3 separate regions of the Mus musculus genome follow, and all the other regions are linked to region 1. The links are chromatin loops, found by intact Hi-C in ENCODE. Cell type or tissue: left cerebral cortex. All regions are shown on one strand. Each heading gives the region's core, and the rest is flanking DNA. Links, peaks and the distances in the headings are about the cores only.

Region 1 (6,138 bases), core at 578-5,577:
TTGAAACACAGCAGTAGACCAACTTCTATCTTAATTTACTTTTCTATTGCTGTGATAAGACACTGTGACTAAGCCAATTAAAAAAGTTTAATTGGGCTTATGGTTTTAAAGAGTTAAAGTCCATGATGGCAGAGCAAAGGTGTGGGAGCAGGAAAGACTGAGAGCTTACTGTGAATGGCAGGAGGGCTTTAAAATCTCAGAGCCCACCAGAGTGGCTCCTCCTCCAACAAGGCCACACCTCCTAATCCTTTCCTAACAGTACCAGTTGGGAACTGAATGAAAAATGGGCACAGTAAAGAAACCAAAATACCTTCTCTGTGGGTCAAAAGGGAAAAGTTTATTCCAAACTACAAAGGTTGTCTCCTGGGAAAGCAAGGAGAAGCTGACAGGGAAAAGATTTTGAGGGATAAGTGGGACCAGGAAAAGGGGGGCTTCTGAGCTGGCATGAGGCTTGTGAGCCCAGACTGAATGAGTCTAGAGTGTAAGCATTGACCTTGACAAGTTAATGGGCACCACAGCCATAAGTTAATGAAAGGACCACAAGCTCCTCTTGCCAGAGATAAGGAGAATGACTCCTTTTTAGCAAACAAGAACTTTCTTCAAGCCCCTAAAGGAATGGGAACTTTGGTCTAAATGCCAGCCTTGGGAAACAGACTTTCTTGGGGGACCAGACAGAGGCCAAGTATTCAAACATATGGGCCTATGTAGCTGCTGTGGTGGGGGGAGGGGAGTCATTCTCATTCAGACCACCACAGAATACTATAATATTCCCAAGCTTAATTGGCTTTTTTTATACTAACAGCATAATGATCTACGTCTTGAAAGCACTGAAATAAACCCATCCCATAACTTCAAACTCAAGGATGCTGTGCTCAGGCCCCATTGCCCCACTCCTCTCCATCAAGAACATCCCTATGACTTTAAACAGGCTTCTCTAACCTGTGGTCCATGGGTACATGTGGCCAAAATATGATTGAGGCTCAACACAAAATTGTAAAATCACTTAAAATATTAGGAGGGTAGTTTTTGCTATTGTAATGGGTTGGCCTAATGCTGCTTATATTCTAATGCTAATCTGAGGGCCCCAAGACTGGTACCCCAGAGACAAGAGAGTCTACATGTAAGACACTGAGTGGCCCTAGCCCCAGTTAATTATGATTGGTGAATAGAGATGCCAACAGCCAATAGCTGGGCAGAAGAGACATAGGTGGGGTTGAGATGTTGTGGGCTTAGAGAGAGAGGAACACAAGGAAAAAGGAGGAGGCAGAGGCAATGAAAAAAGAATGTGCAGGAGAGAGGAGAGCCACCATGGACTAAGGGCCAAGAGAACATGGCCTTGTGGGCTGCCCAATTGGAGCTAAGAGCAGTCCAGATGGAACATAGTGAATAGTGATGATTTGGGGTATTGATAGGAAAGTGGATTCTAACAGCGTAGAGGGTAGGCAGCTGCCCAGCTATTGTGCTGCCTAGGGCATATTAAAATATGAAGGCTGTGTGTCTTTCATTAGGGAACATAAATGGTCAAAGGCAGGGAAGAAGCCTCATGCCGGGATCTATAATTATTTTCTACTACATTTGTAATTCAATTGTGTGGTGCTCAAACATGAACTTTGTGGATAGCAGTGTTACTTCACAATGTCAAAAGGTTGGACATGCGTGGAAGGGAGCCCACCCTAGAGACCAGAGTGTTCTTCCAACACCATCATCCTAAGCCTGTGAAAGATAAACCTCCCTTGCTACAGCCCTCCCCTGACACAGCCCTCCCCCAGACACAGCCCTCCCCAGACACAGCCCTCCCCTGACACAGCCCTCCCCCAGACACAGCCCTCCCCTGACACAGCCCTCCCCCAAATACAGCCCTCCCCTGACACAGCCCACCCCCAGACACAGCCCTCCCCCTGACACAGCCCTCCCCCTGACACAACCCTCCCCCAGACACAACCCTCCCCCAGACACAACCCTCCCCCTGACACAGCCCTCCCCCTGACACAACCCTCCCCCAGACACAGCCCTCCCCCAGACACAGCCCTCCCCCAGACACAGCCCTCCCCTGACACAGCCCACCCCCTGACACAACCCTCCCCCTGACACAACCCTCCCCCTGACACAGCCTTCCCCTGCCACCCTTTCCAGGAACCTTTTAGGGGCAGGAGTGTTGCTCCTGTGCTAACTGCAGCTTCCTCTATCATTACAAAGCCAGTGGGGTGGCAGAACTGGCTGACTGGCCTCTGCCTGTGGCATTGGTGCTGTCCTGCTAAGTGGGCTGAGACCTGCCATACTCTTCAGTACCACCACCATCATCTTGCTGAGGAATGGCAGCCTAGGGCAGCTCCACTTCTCCCTCCTGGACAGTTTTCGTCAATGTGATCTGCCTCCAAAGAACATTGCATGGCCTCCTCGGATTGACTGTGTGGAGGTAAGCCGGTTATCATAGATTTTCTGAACTTAGAGCCTCCACTTCTTTGTTTTTTTGTTTGTTTAGTTTAGTTTAGTTTAGTTTAGTTTAGTTTAGTTTAGTTTAGTTTAGTTTAGCGAGACAGGGTTTCTCTTTACAGCCTGGCTGTCCTGGAACTCACTTTGTAGACCAGGCTGGCCTCAAACTCAGAAATCGGCCTGCCTCTGCCTCCCAAGTGCTGGGATTAAAGGCGTGCGCCATCACCGCCCAGCAGAGCCTCCACTTCTTGAACCTGAAGCTGATGACTATTGGGGAGACGGTAAGAGATAAAGAGAACAAAGACACGCAAATGTGGGGCAGAGGAGGTCTGAGGGAGAGTAAGATTTGCAGAGCAGTTATCCCCAAAGCTTGCATAATGCAGAAGGTAAAACAGGGCATGGTGGAGACTCGTGATTCTGCGGCTTTGGTTAGAAAAGGTGGGGGTGAAGAAGGCTACAGAAACTGTGGGCAGATAAGCTAGCAGTTGAAAAGGAAAGGAAAGGAAAGGAAAGGAAAGGAAAGGAAAGGAAAGGAAAGGAAAGGAAAGGGGGGGTCAAAATTAGTGTCCCCTTGCATAGGATAGAAAGATATAGGATAAGAGTTAGTGGCAGCAGTGTGTGTGTGTTAGTGCAATTCATATATGTCTTGCTTCTGTCTTATAGAAAAAGTTATGTAAACTCTTAACATTATTCATACAAGGAAATGGAAACCAAAATTTTTCTGTGCCATCAAATTAAGGATTTGAAAACAAAGAAAAAACCAAGTTTTGGAAATGGAATAGCTCATTTTCTCAATAATGAGTTTCTGTGAAAATCTATCAGTGACTGTTGCTATTTTCAAGTGTGAGGATACACTAATTTTAAAGAAACGTTTAGTTTTAATAATCTCACTTGGGGTGTTTTTATTTTATTTTTTTCTGGAATCAGGAAAAGACACATTACTCCAGGCTAACAGACTTCCATTTCAGTCAGCATCCTTTATGGTTGGTTGTAGCAATCTTAAGCCATAATTCAGCATCAGGCAACCTATGACATTGTTGACCTTGATCTTATTCCAGCTGTATGTAGATCAGGGTGGTAAATAGTGTATTGGTAGCCACAGGCACAGAAAATGTTCCTGGAATTGGTTTGTCCACAGTGATTTTGCCCAGCTCTGATTACTGTAAAGGCGGACCATCCCTTCCAGTTATTCCTCTGGCTCATTCTGAATAGTATGCTGGTTTTACACTAGGGATATACGTGGGCTAGGATCTCCCCCTAGTGTTGAAACATTGGAAACACATCAACTGCAAGCATCACTGATCAGAATGGAGATGCCATCTGATGCTGACAGCTCACAGGAAGTTTATAATTTCTGAGAAGATAAGCACGATGCCAGATTGGAAAGATTTGAACAAACACCTAATCCCTCAATGCTCAGATGACAGAACAAACCAGCAACCATCCAGAACTTACCTAATGGGCAAAATAAAGAGCCAGAAAATGGCCAGATAGCAATTAATATTGGAGAGCTCCTAGGTAGAAAATATTAAACAGCTGTTTTAAATCCTTGAAGCTCAACCTATTGAGTTCAATCTATGGCTCTCTCTAATATAGGACTGAACACTCAGTGTCTATTCCCTACACTGTGACCAGCTGTCCATTCTTTCCATTGGTTGATGGAAAAAAAGACACTTCTCTGACCAAGGAAACAGCAACTCAGGACTATCTATGGGTAATATGTAGAAGGCACATTGGCAGCAAGACCATTTTGCAACATACCAATAGTGGATTCTACCCTGTGAGCCTATAGAGACCATTCTTATTCAAACCACCACAGAATCGTACTAACTAGTGGGTTTTCTTTTTTTTTTATTAGATATTTTCTTTATATACATTTCAAATTTCAAATGCTATCCCGAAAGTTCCCTATACCCTCCCCTAACCCTGCTCCCCTACCCACCCACTCCTGCTTCTTGGCCCTGGCATTCCCCTGTACTGGGGCATATAATGTTTGCAATACCAAGGGGTCTCTCTTCCCACTAGTGGGTTTTCTTAAGGCTTTTGTATACACTCAAATTTTGGCTGACCTACCTACTACATTTTCCTCCCTTCCATCCTCCTACCTCTATCCCTGCTTATTCCTCTAATGCCCTGTATCTCCTCCTCTTCTTTTATTTCACATGTTTTCTACTATCCTTTAAACTGATTTTAAATTGGATTGTGAGATAGTAGACTTCTGTATGGCTTTTCATTCACTCTTCCTTTGGGTTAACCCTTCCCTCCACCCTACTGGTCTCCCCTTCCTGCTTAAGTCCTTCTAACCCCAATATTTCACCTCTACTTTTATTTTACTGACAATGTTCAATCTGTGCTCCCTTAGCATGTCCCCAAAAACACCTCTCTAGTTTCCTGGATTCCACTGTAATCCTCATGCGTGCTAGTCAGTTTGTTCTAACTTCACACAAACTGAGTCACCTGGCAAGAGGAAACTGAAATTGAGGAATTACCTCTATGAAAGTGCCCCATAGGCATGACTGTAGGGCTTTTCCTTGGTTAAAGAGTGATGTGAAACCTCCTTCCGGGAGAGAGTGCTCCTGAGATGATTGAGTCGGTGAGCAGTGTCAGTGATCCCCCACTCTGCTCCTGTCTGAGTCCCGTCCTGACTTCTCTTAGTGACTGGCTGTAATTGAGGCATGTAAGATAATAAAACCCCTTACTCTATAAGTTGCTTTTGGCCACAGTCTTTATCACAGTAGTAGAAAACAAACTAGGACAGCACATATGGGAAACCACGGTGTTTGTCTTGCTAGACCTGAATTACCTCACTTTGGTACATTTTCCAGTTCCTGCCCTTTACCTGCAATTTTCATGTCCTCTTTTTTTTTCTTTACAGGTGAATAATTTGTATTAATGTCTATCACATATTTCTTATCCATTCTCCAGTTGATTCTGTTTCCTAGGTCTTGTGAATAAAACAGCAATGAACACGGATATACAAGTATGGAGATCAGAAGACAATTTGTAGAAGTCTGTTTTCTCTTTTCACCATGTGAGTTCCCAGGAATAAAATTCAAGTCTTCAGGCTTGGCAGCAAACGACTTTACCCACTGAGCCATCTTCCTGCCTCTGGTTTTTAGTTTTGGTGACTGGGGTCACACTTTACTGTCTAGGCTGGGGTTCTGTGGGATCAAGTGATCTTTTGTTTCAGCTGAGACTACAGTGTGTTGCTACATTGTCTGTTTTACTAAGCTTCTCTAGAGAGGCAGTATTGAAGAAAAGTCACTCTGTGTGTGTGCATGTGTGAAGAATTGAATCCATAGCTTTGTGCATGTCAGGCCAGTACTCCACCACTGACTGTCATCTCCAGCCCTTTGGTTTGGGGGACAAGATCTTGCTATTTACCTCATGCTGGTTTCAAATGCTCAGTCCTCTTGTCTTAGCCTTCTGAAAGCTGAGACTCTAACTCTGAGACTCCTGTAAGATTTGTTTGTCTGTTCATTTGTTGTTTATCATGTCAGCCTCAGTGGGACAGGAGAATCTCACTCTGCACTCACTTGTATTTCCAGCCTCGGGTTATTACTGGCTGTTGATCAGCTGCTTTTGTTTCCAGCCAGATGGACTTCTCCAAAGACTGTGTGGGTGTCCTCATGCCATGGTGGCTAGCTTCCTCAGGCACTAGTAATGAGGGGGTGTGCATAGCAAGATGCAGAGAGAGGAAAGAGA
Region 2 (6,138 bases), core at 818-5,817, 670 kb before region 1:
AAAAAGTTCACAATACACTGTGAAGTTAAAAGAGGGCATGTCAGGACTGGAGAGGTGGCTCAGTGACCAAGAGGACTGGCTGGTTTTTCAGAGGACCCAGGTTCAATTCCCAGTCCCCACATGACAGCTCACAATCCTCTGACGTCATCCCTAGTGTATCTGATACCCTCTTCCCACCTCTGTGGGCACTAAATGCACATGGCACACAGAAATGCATGCAGGCAAAACACCCATACACATAAAATAAAATATTATTAGTTTGTTTCTACTCATTTTTGAATAAATGAAAAAAACATAATTATCATTATCTGTATGCTATTATCACTGTATGCTATTTTTCTGCATGTTTACATTATTATTTTTCTGTGACAGAGATATACATACATATCTCCGTTCTCTCATGTCTCCTGAAACTCTGGCTCTTGTCAAAGTTACCTGTCCCCTCAGCCCCCACAGGAGAAGCATGGTTAATAGTCATATAGGCAATGTCTCAAGCTTCTGACCTTCAGGCTAGACTCCTCCCCAGTTACCTAGCAACAGTAAAGATGACAGCATACCATAAAAGGGCTGTTTGACCCCTCCTCACTCTCTCACTCCTCTTGCTCTTAATCCCCTTTCTCTTCTCTCTCCTTTCCCCTCTCTTCGTCTCTCTCCCTCTTACTCTCTAGACTTTCTTCTCTATCTCCCTTTCCCCTTTGTCTCCTCTTGGCCATGGCTGGTCTCTCTCTCTTTTACCTTCTATCCTTTCTCCCTGCCTTTCTATAATAAAGCTCTTAAACCATAGACTGTCTCTGCTCATCAAGGCCCGCTGCACAGATTCTCACCTGTGTGGGAACCTCTCTCCCTCAGCCCTCACTCCCATAACCCTGGGGCTACAGGGTGTCACTCTGGGTCCCCCTGTCAGGGGCTGCCCCTTGTCCACCCCCCATTGAGTGAGGTCAGTGGCTTAGATGCCCACCCGGGGCTGAGTGGAAAGTGTTGGGCAGCCCTCCCATGTCCGCCTGCCCAGAGCATAGGTGGAACTCTGGCGGGACGTGGACTATCCTCCTTCCCCCCTCTTCCCCAGCCTCCCTTTTAGTTCCCACACCTGTTGAGTACCTGCTTTCGGCCATGCTGGAGACAACCCCTGGACATAAAAGACAAGATTATTACTGTGAAGAAGCAAAGTCCCTTCAGAAGCCCAGACAGTAGGACTCTGCACCATCTCCTACCTGCCCTGGACACAATGGGCTGCCATAGCTGATAGTTGTCCATGGCTTAGGGCACAACAGCAGAGCTTCATCCTGCACTAGTCTGGAGCCTGGAGTCTTTTCATGTGGTACAAGCTGGGTGTGACCATTCCCTAGGCTTATTCTCTGGTGAATTGTAGGTGTTGTCTCCCTGAGTACTTGTTTGGCAAGTTCTTTAGTATGTGCATGTGCATACGCACATACACACACACACACACACACACACACACCCTGCTGATACTTACTGCAACAGTTTCTGCTGCTACTGCTTTAGCACAGGCCCTGCTAAAGGTCACTTCAAGGACCACATTAGGCTTATTCTCTGGTGAGTTGTAGGTGTTGTCTCCCTGAGTACTTGTTTGGCAAATTATTTAGCATGTGCGTATGCACACATACACACTGCTGATATTTACTGCAACAGTTTCTACTGCTTTAGCACAGGCCCTGCTAAAGGTCACTTCAAGGACCACATTAGGCTTCATACACCTCCTTACTCCTATCTCCCAGTATAGCACACTGAGGTTTAGTCAGGACTTCAGCAGAGGGATCTGTATATATTCTCCCAACATACAGCCCAACAAACCTGCAGTTCCTTCCAGATCCCAGCCCATCCCTGAGCTCCCTCACACTAACACCACAGCCTTTAACCATGGCAACAGGCTATATGAGGTAACAGAGGCTGACCACACCTCTCTCCAGCTTCTTCCCATGTGCCTAGATGTAACATGAGGAATGACCATGCTTTCTCTCTTAACATAATGTACCCTGAGTTGTGTAACTACAACTGGTGAGTTGTAGGTGTTGTCTCCCTGAGTACTTGTTTGGCAAGTTCTTTAGCATGTGCATGTGCATATGCACACACACACACACACACACACACACACACACACACACCTTGCTGATACAGCAACTGTTTATACATATTTGTAGCAAGATATGTGGCATCATTCCATGTCCTCCTCATGCACTTTCACACATATGGATTTAGACCTGCAGACATGAGCACATACATAAGAACATATACAACACACCTACAAAGTGAAACATGTATTTAAGTGCAGAATGAGAGGGGAAGGTGCTGTCATGGCGTTTCCTGTGGTACTGGCATTGATGTTTGACTAATATTGTGGCAGCTCTCTGAGTACACATGCAAAGATTGCTATTGCCATGGCCTGAAGTCACCAGGGAAGATGCTCTGCCTCCTTCCCTGGACAAGCTATGTGTGATGGTCAAATGTGGGTGTGGCAAAAGCACTGTTCCTGCCTTCCTGGTCTAGTCTGGGGGCTCAAGTCCTGGTCCAGATGTATATATGTGGCTTCTTTCCAAGACCTCTCCTCCTGGTGAGTGAGAGGTTTTTCTTTCTGTAGTCTTGAGTGGCCATTCCCACTACTGTAAGACTTCTGATCTGTTTCTAGCTTTCCTTAGCTCTCTTGAAGACAGTCTTAGAGCTGTCTTTAATCAGAAACACTTTTAGTCTCTCTCCCTATTTCTGCCTCCCCCACTTAAGACCCCAGTGAAGAAGTGCCTCGCACTGAGTAAGCTACTCACGTGATGAATTTCAGGTAGTCCTTCCCAGAAAACATCCCAAGCCTGGGCAGACACATGTGCTCAGTGTGAATCCCAGACCTCCTTGCTGGACTCTGAGTTATCCTCAGGCTAAGCACTCTGCAATTACTAAGGCAGGGTTTTACCCTGTGATGTCACAGAGGTCTCACCTCATGGCACTCTGAAAATCAAAAGGGACATCCAGTGCTCAGTCATCTCCCACTTTGGTCCATGCTGTTCTCTACACAACTGTTTCAAGCATGTTTGGAAACACTTAGCTTTGGGAAAGTAGCTGAAAGTGTTTCTCAGACACCTCCCTGGGAATCACCTACAAGCATCTCCTGTCAGCCCTCCATCTTCCCACATTACCTACATCCTTGAAAGGAAGAATATAGTGGATAGCACTGCTTCCTCAGCTCAAGTGTTTGTCCTCATCATCTCAGATGCTCTATTGACATCAAGGTTTATTGCTGCCCCTCAGCCCACAGGGTGCCATCGTCTGCTTCTTGTCTCTGACTCCAACTGTAACCATACATACATAAAACATATATAATACATTTAATTAATTTTTCTTAGTTTAAACTACCCAATCCACCACATTTGTTAAAGAAAATGACTTATCTTGCATACTAGAGAAATGGCTCAGTGGCTAAGGTCACTCGCTGCTCTTGCAGGGGACCTGACTTTTAACCACAGCAACCACATGGCATTGCTGACAACCATCTGTAACAGCTCCAGGAGATTCAATCCTCTTTTTTGGCCTTTTTGGGTACTTAAGTGCACAAACCCACATTCAAATATGCATATAGACATATAATTTTAAAAATAAGCAGCCAGGAGATGGCAGCACATACTTTTAATCCCAAAATTCGGGAGTCAGAGGCAAGCAGACCTTTTGAGTTTGAGGACAGCCTGGTATATGCAGCAAATCTCAGAACAGCCAAGGCTTCACAGAGAAACCCTTGAAGAAAAAAAATCAACAACAACAACAATAATAATAAATAAACAATTTAAAAAAGAAAGTGGTTTATCTTGCCCCTTCTCTGTTATAAAATCTTAGCAGTTGTAAAGAGCTAAACAACTAGCTATAAGAACAGTACAAAGACTAACCAAATGTCCAAGACGTTTACAGTTAGCCTAATACTGCCACAGTGAATTAGAGATCAGCCGGAAAAGGGACAGTCTCAGGCAGCGTAAGAATCTGAGGCTCCTGGGACTCTGAGAGCCAGCCATGTCTGTGCAGCTGAAAACACAGGGAAACCAGAAGACTGAAATGATAGGCAGGAGGACAAGTCTTATTCAGAGACAGCAAGACCAACTAACACCAGAAATAAACAGATGGTAGGAGGCAAGGACAAGAACATAAGCAACAGAAAACCAAGGCTACTTGGTATCATTAGAACCCAGTTCTCCTATCATAGTGAGCCCTGAATCCTCCCACACACATGAAAAGCAAGATTCTGATTTAAAAATCACATCTCATGATGATAGAGGACTGTAAGAAGGACATACTCCCTTAAAGAAATACAGGTAGAAGTCTTAAAGAGGAAGCACACAAATCCTTTAAATAATTGCAGGAAAACACAACCGAACAGGTGAAGGAATTGAACAAAACCATCCATGATCTAAAATGGAAATAGAAACAATAAAGAAATCACAAAAGGAGACAATCATGATGATAGAAAACCTAGGAAAGAGATCAGGAGTCATAGGTGCAAGCATCAGAATCTCAGGTGGAGAAGATACCATAGAAAACATTGACACAACAGTGAGAGACAATGCAAAATGCAAAAAGCTCCTAAGCCCATACATCCCCAGGAAATCCAGGACACAATGAAAAGTCTAAACCAAAGGATAATAGGTATAGAAGAATGAGAAGATTCCCAACATAAAGGACCAGTAGATATCTTTAACAAAAATTATAGAAGAAAACTTCCCTAACCTAAGGAAAGAGAGTCCCATGAACATGCAAGAAGCCTACAGAACTCCAAATAGATTGGACCAGAAAAGAAATTCCTCCCATCACATAACAGTCAAAACACCAAATGCACAAAACAAGGAAAGAATATAAAAAGCAGTACGGGAATAAGGTCAAGTAACATATAAAAGCAGATCTATCAGAATTACACAAGACTTCTCAACAGAGACTATAAAAGCTAGAAGATCCTGGGCCAATGTTATACAGACCCCAAGAGGACAGAAATGCCAACCCAGGCTACTATATCCACTTACCATAGATGGAGAAACCGAGATATCTCATAATAAAAGCAAAATTACACAATACCTTTCCACAAATCCAGCCCTACAAAGGATAAATGATGGAAAACTCCAATACAAGAAGGAAAACTACACCTTAGAAAAAACAAGAAAGCAATCTTCTTTCAACAAACTCAAAGAAGATAACTATACAAACATAAAAATAACATCAAAAATAACAGGAAGCAACAATCAGTATTCCTTAATATCTCTTAACATCAATGGATTCAATTCCCCAATAAAACGACAGGCTAACAGACTAATATCTAAACAGGACCCAGCATTTTGCTGCATACAGGAAACTCACCTCAGTGTCAAAGACAGACACTACCTCAGAGTATAGTACTGGAAAAAAAAATTTCCAAGCAAATGTTCCCAAGAAACAAGCTGGTAGCCATTCTAATATCAAATAAAATCAACTTTCAACAAAAAGTTATCAAAAAAGATAAGGAGGGACATTTATTACTCACCAAAGGTAAAATTTAACAAGAAGAACTCTCAATTCTGAACATCCATGCTCCAAATGCAAGGGCAACCACATTCATTAAAGACACTTTGCTAAAACTCAAAGCACACATTTCACCTCACACAATAATAGTGGGAGACTTCAACACCCCACCCTCATCAATGGACAAATCCAGGAAACAGAAACTAAACAGAGACAGAGTGAAACTAACAGAAGTTATGAACCAAGTGGATTTAACAGCTATCTATAGAACGTTTCATCCTAAAACAAAAGGATATACCTTCTCCTCAGCACCTCATGGTACCTTCTCCATAATTGACCATATAATCGGTCACAAAACAGGCCTCAACAGATCCAAGAATACTGAAATAATCCCATGCACCCTATCAGATCACCATGGACTAAGGCTGGTCTTCAGTAGCAACAAAAACAATGGAAAGCCCACATACATGTAGAAGCTGAACAACATTCTACTCAGTGATAACTTTGTCAAGGAAGAAAGAAAGAAACTGAAGACTTTAGAATTTAATGAAAATGAAGGTATAATATACCCAAACTTATGGTACACAATGAAAGCAGCTGTAATAGGAAAATTCATAGCTCTGAATGCCTCCAAAAAGAAACGGAAGAGAGCATACACTA
Region 3 (6,138 bases), core at 818-5,817, 1.4 Mb before region 1:
TGAGTTTGATACATATTTTTTTCTAAGATGTTCATTAACTTATTGGTCAAGTGTCTCCTTGATTAGAATGAAAGATCTCTTTCTGATTAGTTTTATTTCAAAGTATATTTTGGCATATGTTAGGATAATGACACCTGTTGTCTTCCTGGTTCCACTGGAGTAATTTGTCCTACCTTTTTATTCTAAGGTGGTACATATTTTAAAACTAAGATGTTTCTTAGAGACAGCAGATAAATTTGTTTCTTGATTTATTTAGTCAATCTGTGATTTTGAGTGGAAGATTGAGGCCATTCATGTTTGAATAATTATTGAAATGTGTGTTTTAGTTCTGGAGATTCTACTGTTGAATTTTGGAGTTGTGTTCTCAGTGGTACTTTGTGTTTTCATATTTATGACTTCACAATTTCTACATTCTCTCTGCTAGTCTCATTTCTACTTTCAATCAAAAATAATCCTCCCCATATTACCATATGTTTCATGACTTGAATACACATAAACACACACACACACACACACAGCTTCTCTATGCTAGGTATATTATTTTTCATTGTCATTTACGACTTGAGATGCACTTCTGTAGACTTTTCTGCCTTCTCTATTAACCTGGAATTAGGAAAGTTCACTTTTCCATTTGATGGGTTTCCTTTGTCACTTGCAGTTTTTCTCTTAGAACTTTCAATCCAGTTTTTTTTTTTTTTTGTATTCTTAGTGTTTTAATTATAAGATGCATAAAAACTTTTGCTTCTGGTCTTGTCCCTTTTAGTTCTGTGTGCTTCTTATATTTGTATGGGTGTGGTTTTTCAGCAGTATTCTTCTGTGATCTTGGTGAAGGTCTTTTCTTTGCCATTAACTTGGGATTTTTCTCTCTAGCTTGTGCTTAAAATTTCAAGATTTGATTTATTTCATGATGTCCTTTGATAGAATACTTCTACACACTATACCAAGTAAACATTTATAGACCTATAGCTTAATTTCTGGTGATAATAGAGTTATATTACCTCCCATATTTTTGCTCTGTAAGAAAAATGGCTTTCACCAAGTATGTTTGGTAGAGGTACCATTTTCATAATTTTAGCAAAAGAGATGCTAAATTTTAGGTGAATCCATGAATCCACTGTCAATGTATAAAGGATACCATGAATGTTTTGAAAGCAGGATGGATCCCTTGTGGAATGTAAAATGTTTTTCTACTTTTAAAAAATGGGATATTATTGTTACTTTTGTTTGTTCACAAGGACTTGTATCAATTAATCCACACACACAGTTAACACCTAGAGAGAACAGCTTACACCTGAGAAACCCAGAGCTCAGCTGGTTCTACTCCGCTGTTTTCCTACAATTAGGAAAGTTCACTTTTCAATTTGATAGTGCCACTTTCTAATATCCTTAAAGTCAAAGCTCCCTTCTCCAGATGACATGATAAGTATTCGTGTAGAGGGAGATGAGATAATAACCATTCATCTATATAACTACTTCTTCAGGTCTCATTCTGCATAGATGTCTTTCAAAGGCTCAGATGGGTGAGTGTTTCTTTTTCTCTTCATTATAGTGAGAGCTGTAGGTAGTTGTTAGAATGAAGCATGATTCTGTAATAAATTGTTAGAGAAGTCTCTGCTTAGAATTTTACTTTCGAGTTATACCAAAAGCAAATAAAAGAGATGCTTTCAGACATAAACTATCAGTGTAGTGATTAATAACAGGACATAGATTTCACTTAATTTGATTTCTTATTATATGTGAGAGTAGAAGTGGGTATTGGGAAGAAGACAGGGACCAGCAGGAAGATGAACAGAGATAGGAAAGTCTCATAGGGTAAAGATGATCAACCAGTATTATATATTAAAAAAAAGTCATCAAACCCTTCATTTTTTACAATGATTGTACAATGATATATATTTAAAATGTAGCTCTAGTCTCAACATTTTTATGAGCATATCTGACAGAGGATTCTCTTGAGAGTGCACTCTAAGATCATGGTTTCACCTAGGTATGGCCAACTGTGTTAGTTTTCCATCCCTGTAGCAAAACACCTAGGATATCTCAGAGAGGGAAAAATACACAGACATTTATTGGTGCACAGGAGTACATATTAATGTACATTTAAATTGTAATTTGTATTTTCTCATTTTACTACTTTTCTCAAGTTAACTGACTGTGTGCATTTATTTATATGAAACAAGCTGGTAAGTTTAAATATACTTAGGAATTCTTAGGAAAGTTTCAATTAATGACATAGTAAACCACAAAATCCTCTTAACAGCATAAAAGTTCTAGATGATTTGCATAGATTCTTTAATCTATTTCAATGGTCTCTACTAAAGTAGATCTTTTATGTGTAGTTCAAAAATATTTGGAACTCTCACCTCATTTTTAAATCCTTGTAAAGTTATCCTTACAAATGTAAACGTCTTTGCAAAAGCAAAAAGTCCTCTTGACCACTCAGGTACATCAATACCCTGTATCCTAGAACTTTTAAAAACATAACATTATGGTGAAGCTAATATAAATGTATGTTGGTGAGAGAATCAGATATTTGGTTCTGGCAGTTTTGATGAATCTATTGCTTTACAAGATTAAACTCTTTAGAAGGAAGTATTATGTAAATATAAAATGTGTGATTTATGCTATCATATTCATGGATATGTTATAGGATAGTCTCGGGCAATATCTTTTGCATTATTTCTACACATGATTGCATGTGTGTATCTATATATATGGAGTATACTAGTGAAGTTGAAAATATAATTAGGCTCACCTTTCCTCACAAGAATCTGGGCCAGTATAGTTATTTTCTATTTCTCTAACACAAGCTGACTTTAAAGTAGTAAATTAAATTAGTCCCATAATAAATTGATCTTGGTAATCATGGCAAATAATAAACATGGGCACTAAAGGTAAGACTGTTGAGTGCATCTATAAAACATGTGTGAGTGCTGATGACGTATGATAACACTGGAGACTTTGTTTTCTATTGCATGGGAAGGAATCTGTTTTAAACTCAAAATCTTCCACAAGTTCATGTTTGTCATAATGTTTGGAAAATGGTGATTCTTTTAATACCACATGTTTCATCTTGTTGGAGGCTCCAAATGATACATGTTCAGGTGTGATTACATGGTAACTACAGAAAACAGAAAAGGAAAACGGAACCATTGCCAGGATAGGGTTGGGGGTGGGAGCAATAGAAAGCAGAATTGCAGGGTACAAGTATCTCAACAGGAAAATAGGAGAGGTGTGTGGGGGGGGATACCTAGAGAATGTAGGAAGATAAATAGAGAAGAAAGTGGTAGTTAGGTAAAATGTCAATACGAATGGCTGAAAAGACATAACTTCTGATTATATTAGCAATTTACAATTCCATTCAAAAGGAAGAGAAAAACAGTGTTTGCCATGGTAGCTGGGAGTCAGGCTTTTTAAACCTGAAGTCCAGCTTCATAAAAGGTGATGAGATGGGAACTAAGCTGAGTGCCATCTATGAATATTTATAATGATAATTAATGGTAATAGGATGTGGAAAGTATACTTTAGTGGTCTCCAACTGTATCTAGTCTTAAATGCAGATTATGGATTTATTAAAAAGAAACATAAAAATAGATGAATTGAGGAAGATATTTTGCTAATTAAAATAGTGGGATTATCATGAATTAGCACCATGCTTTCATTAGAATTATGAGATAAAACAAAAGTATTTGAACAAAATAGAGCACAGTAAAATTATAGCCTCCCCTCAATATTTTTTTGTTATTTTCTGTGACTATTTTCCATATCAACGTAAGTTTTATTCAGTTATACAAATGTGTTATCTGTTCTCATCACTACTGTTTTAGGTGTTAAGTATAAAACGAGTCAATTTAAATCAACAGGGCTGGATTTCTAAAACATGAGACTAGGGGGCACTACAGGCTCACAAATTATGAATTCTGTCTAAATATGTGTGAATAAATTTATTGTTCACAATATGGTAAGTATACAGGAGATACATGGAGGGCATGTAGAAATGTAGACAATGATGTAAAATCTGGAACATCAAAAGTTAAAAAGACAAGCCAATAATCAACTAGTATGAAAAATGAAATGAGGATAGAGTCTTATTATCCAGTGTATCAAAAGTTTGATGTATACTCTATTTTTTTCAGATATTTGAAATAAATTTCTACAATGCTCTTAAGATGAATACAATTTTTACTTATGTTCTCACTCAAGAATGTCCTTTATTTCCAAGCTGGACTTGGAGTCCTAGCAAATATGTCTCTTCTTTGCTTCTATATTTTCATAATTGTAGGTCACAGACCTAAGCCCACAGACTTGATCTCCTGTCAGCTGACCTTCATTCATATAATGGTGTGCCTCACTGGAGGGGACCTGTTGCTTACAGACATATTTGAGTCACTGAATATTAATAATGACTTCAAATGTAAGGCAACTTTTTACATAAGCAGGGTGATGAGATGCCTCTCTATCTGCACCACCTGCCTCCTGAGTGTGTTCCAGGCTGTCACAATCACTCCCAGTACTTCTTGTTTGGCAAAATTTAAACAGAAACTAAGAAAATACATGGTCTATGTTTTCTTATGTATTTGGTCTTTCAGTTTTTCATACAGTAGTAGCCGGATCTTCTATGTTCGTGGTTTTACTAATGTGAGTGAGACTAACCAGATGCAGATCACTAAATCCTGCTTACTCTTCCGCATGAACTCCATCATCAGGGTATTCATTTTTACAGTGACAACCTCCAGAGATGTATTTCTTGTAGGAATGATGCTAACCACAAGTACATACATGGTGATTATCTTGTATAGACATCAGAGGCAGTGCAAGCACCTTCATAGCATCAAGCACCTGAGAGCATCCCCTGAGAAAAGAGCCACCCAGACTATCTTGCTGCTGGTGATTTTCTTTGTGGTCATGTACTGGGTGGACTTCATCATCTCAACCACATCAGTTCTGTTGTGGATTTATGATCCAGTCAGCCTGATGGTTCAGAAGTTTCTGATGTATGCCTATCCCACAATTAGTCCTTTGGTACAAATCGGTTCTGATAACAGAATAATAATTATGGTGAAAAACATGTACTCAAAGCACCACCAGAGATTTTTATAAAACATTTTTTTCATTTCTTTAAAAACCTATTAATTTATTATTTATTTATACCTATGAGTGTTGTTGTGCCAGCATGTATCTATGTGTACATTCCTGCTACCTGCAGAGGTGATATGTCATGCAATATCCTGAAATTGGACTTATAGATGGCTATAAGGATTCATTCTGTACAGCACCAATTATTTTTCTCTAAAATACTGTTTGTTTCTTTTAAACTTTAATGTCCCTAGCACATATGTAATGGATGTACAGCCCAGTCTCCATGTGAATTCCCCCAGCAAACTGTGCCTGTTCCTAAAGTTGCTGTCTGTCATGGAATCCATTCCCCAACAGTCCTGCCTTGTTTAGCATCAGCTGGAGAAGCTGACCTGACCCCTACGGAGACTTTATTGCCTGGGCAGTGTAATACAATGGGGTGGGACACCATATCAGAGAAGAAGGGGATGAGGGATAGGAAGTGGAACTCTGTGAAAGGGACACTGGTTGGGATTTAAATGAATGAATGAATAAATAAATAAATAAACTTTAATGGTTCAGGTAGCAAAGCAGGATTCTTCATATGATTTAATTAAAATTTGTGGTATTACACATATACATTCTTTTGACATTTCTGTTGCTAAGAACCATAGTTTTAAAGTTAATTGTACAAAACAGATTGATATTTCTACATAAATTCTCTTTTTCCCTTTTACTTTGTAAAATGAATATTCCCTTGCTTCCGAGTTTCCTCAAAAGGAGATCCTTGCTGATAGTGACTTTTTAAGCTTTCTTTCCAAAAGATTTTGTACTCTTGCTCATTAAAGAATAGTTTAAATATTTTATTGTAGCTTTATTTCTATTCCCTAATTATAACTTTTCTGGATTCATAAAATTTCTATGACTTTAAAGTTCCCATTTTTTGCTACAGTTACTTAATGACTCATATGAAAATACCATGTGCCTGTTTATTTGTACTTCATTTCATTTACATGTATTAAAATATTGTTGGTAAATAAAAATAATTTAGATACATACATATTGAAAATGTTTTCATTGTGT

Evidence for each region. Hi-C counts contacts between places; a loop is a spot of excess contacts. Peaks named below come from ENCODE experiments on the same cell type or tissue, not always from the same donor. Only the 100,000 strongest peaks of a DNase experiment are listed, where the experiment ranks them.
Region 2: a loop joins it to region 1, with 7 times the contacts of the local background. A loop is called at or near these places in 6 of 42 quality-filtered maps.
Region 3: it touches region 1 in a loop (7-fold over the local background); 5 of 42 quality-filtered maps call a loop at or near these places.

The regions. Positions count from the first base shown.
Region 1 is chr6:56,806,387-56,812,524 of GRCm38, reverse strand. No RefSeq gene overlaps it. Among named protein-coding and RNA genes, the nearest start is that of Kbtbd2, 12 kb to the right of the region's middle. In left cerebral cortex, for the core only: a CTCF peak has its summit at 3,701; DNase peaks (open chromatin) are centred at 2,798 and 3,679.
Region 2 is chr6:57,473,430-57,479,567 of GRCm38, reverse strand. 4930533I22Rik (a long non-coding RNA gene) reads right to left here. Exons shown (of 5, transcript XR_869131.1): 2 at 3,144-3,296; 3 at 2,778-2,955. LOC108169146 (a long non-coding RNA gene) reads right to left here and starts at 1,800. Exons shown (of 3, transcript XR_001785266.1): 1 at 1,099-1,800. In left cerebral cortex, for the core only: a CTCF peak has its summit at 3,585 (motif pointing right); a DNase peak (open chromatin) is centred at 3,560.
Region 3 is chr6:58,214,068-58,220,205 of GRCm38, reverse strand. It overlaps Vmn1r27 (vomeronasal 1 receptor 27), which reads left to right and starts at 4,189. Exons shown (of 1, transcript NM_134436.2): 1 at 4,189-5,100. The coding sequence starts at 4,189. The coding sequence ends at 5,100. In left cerebral cortex, for the core only: a CTCF peak has its summit at 3,885; a DNase peak (open chromatin) is centred at 3,893.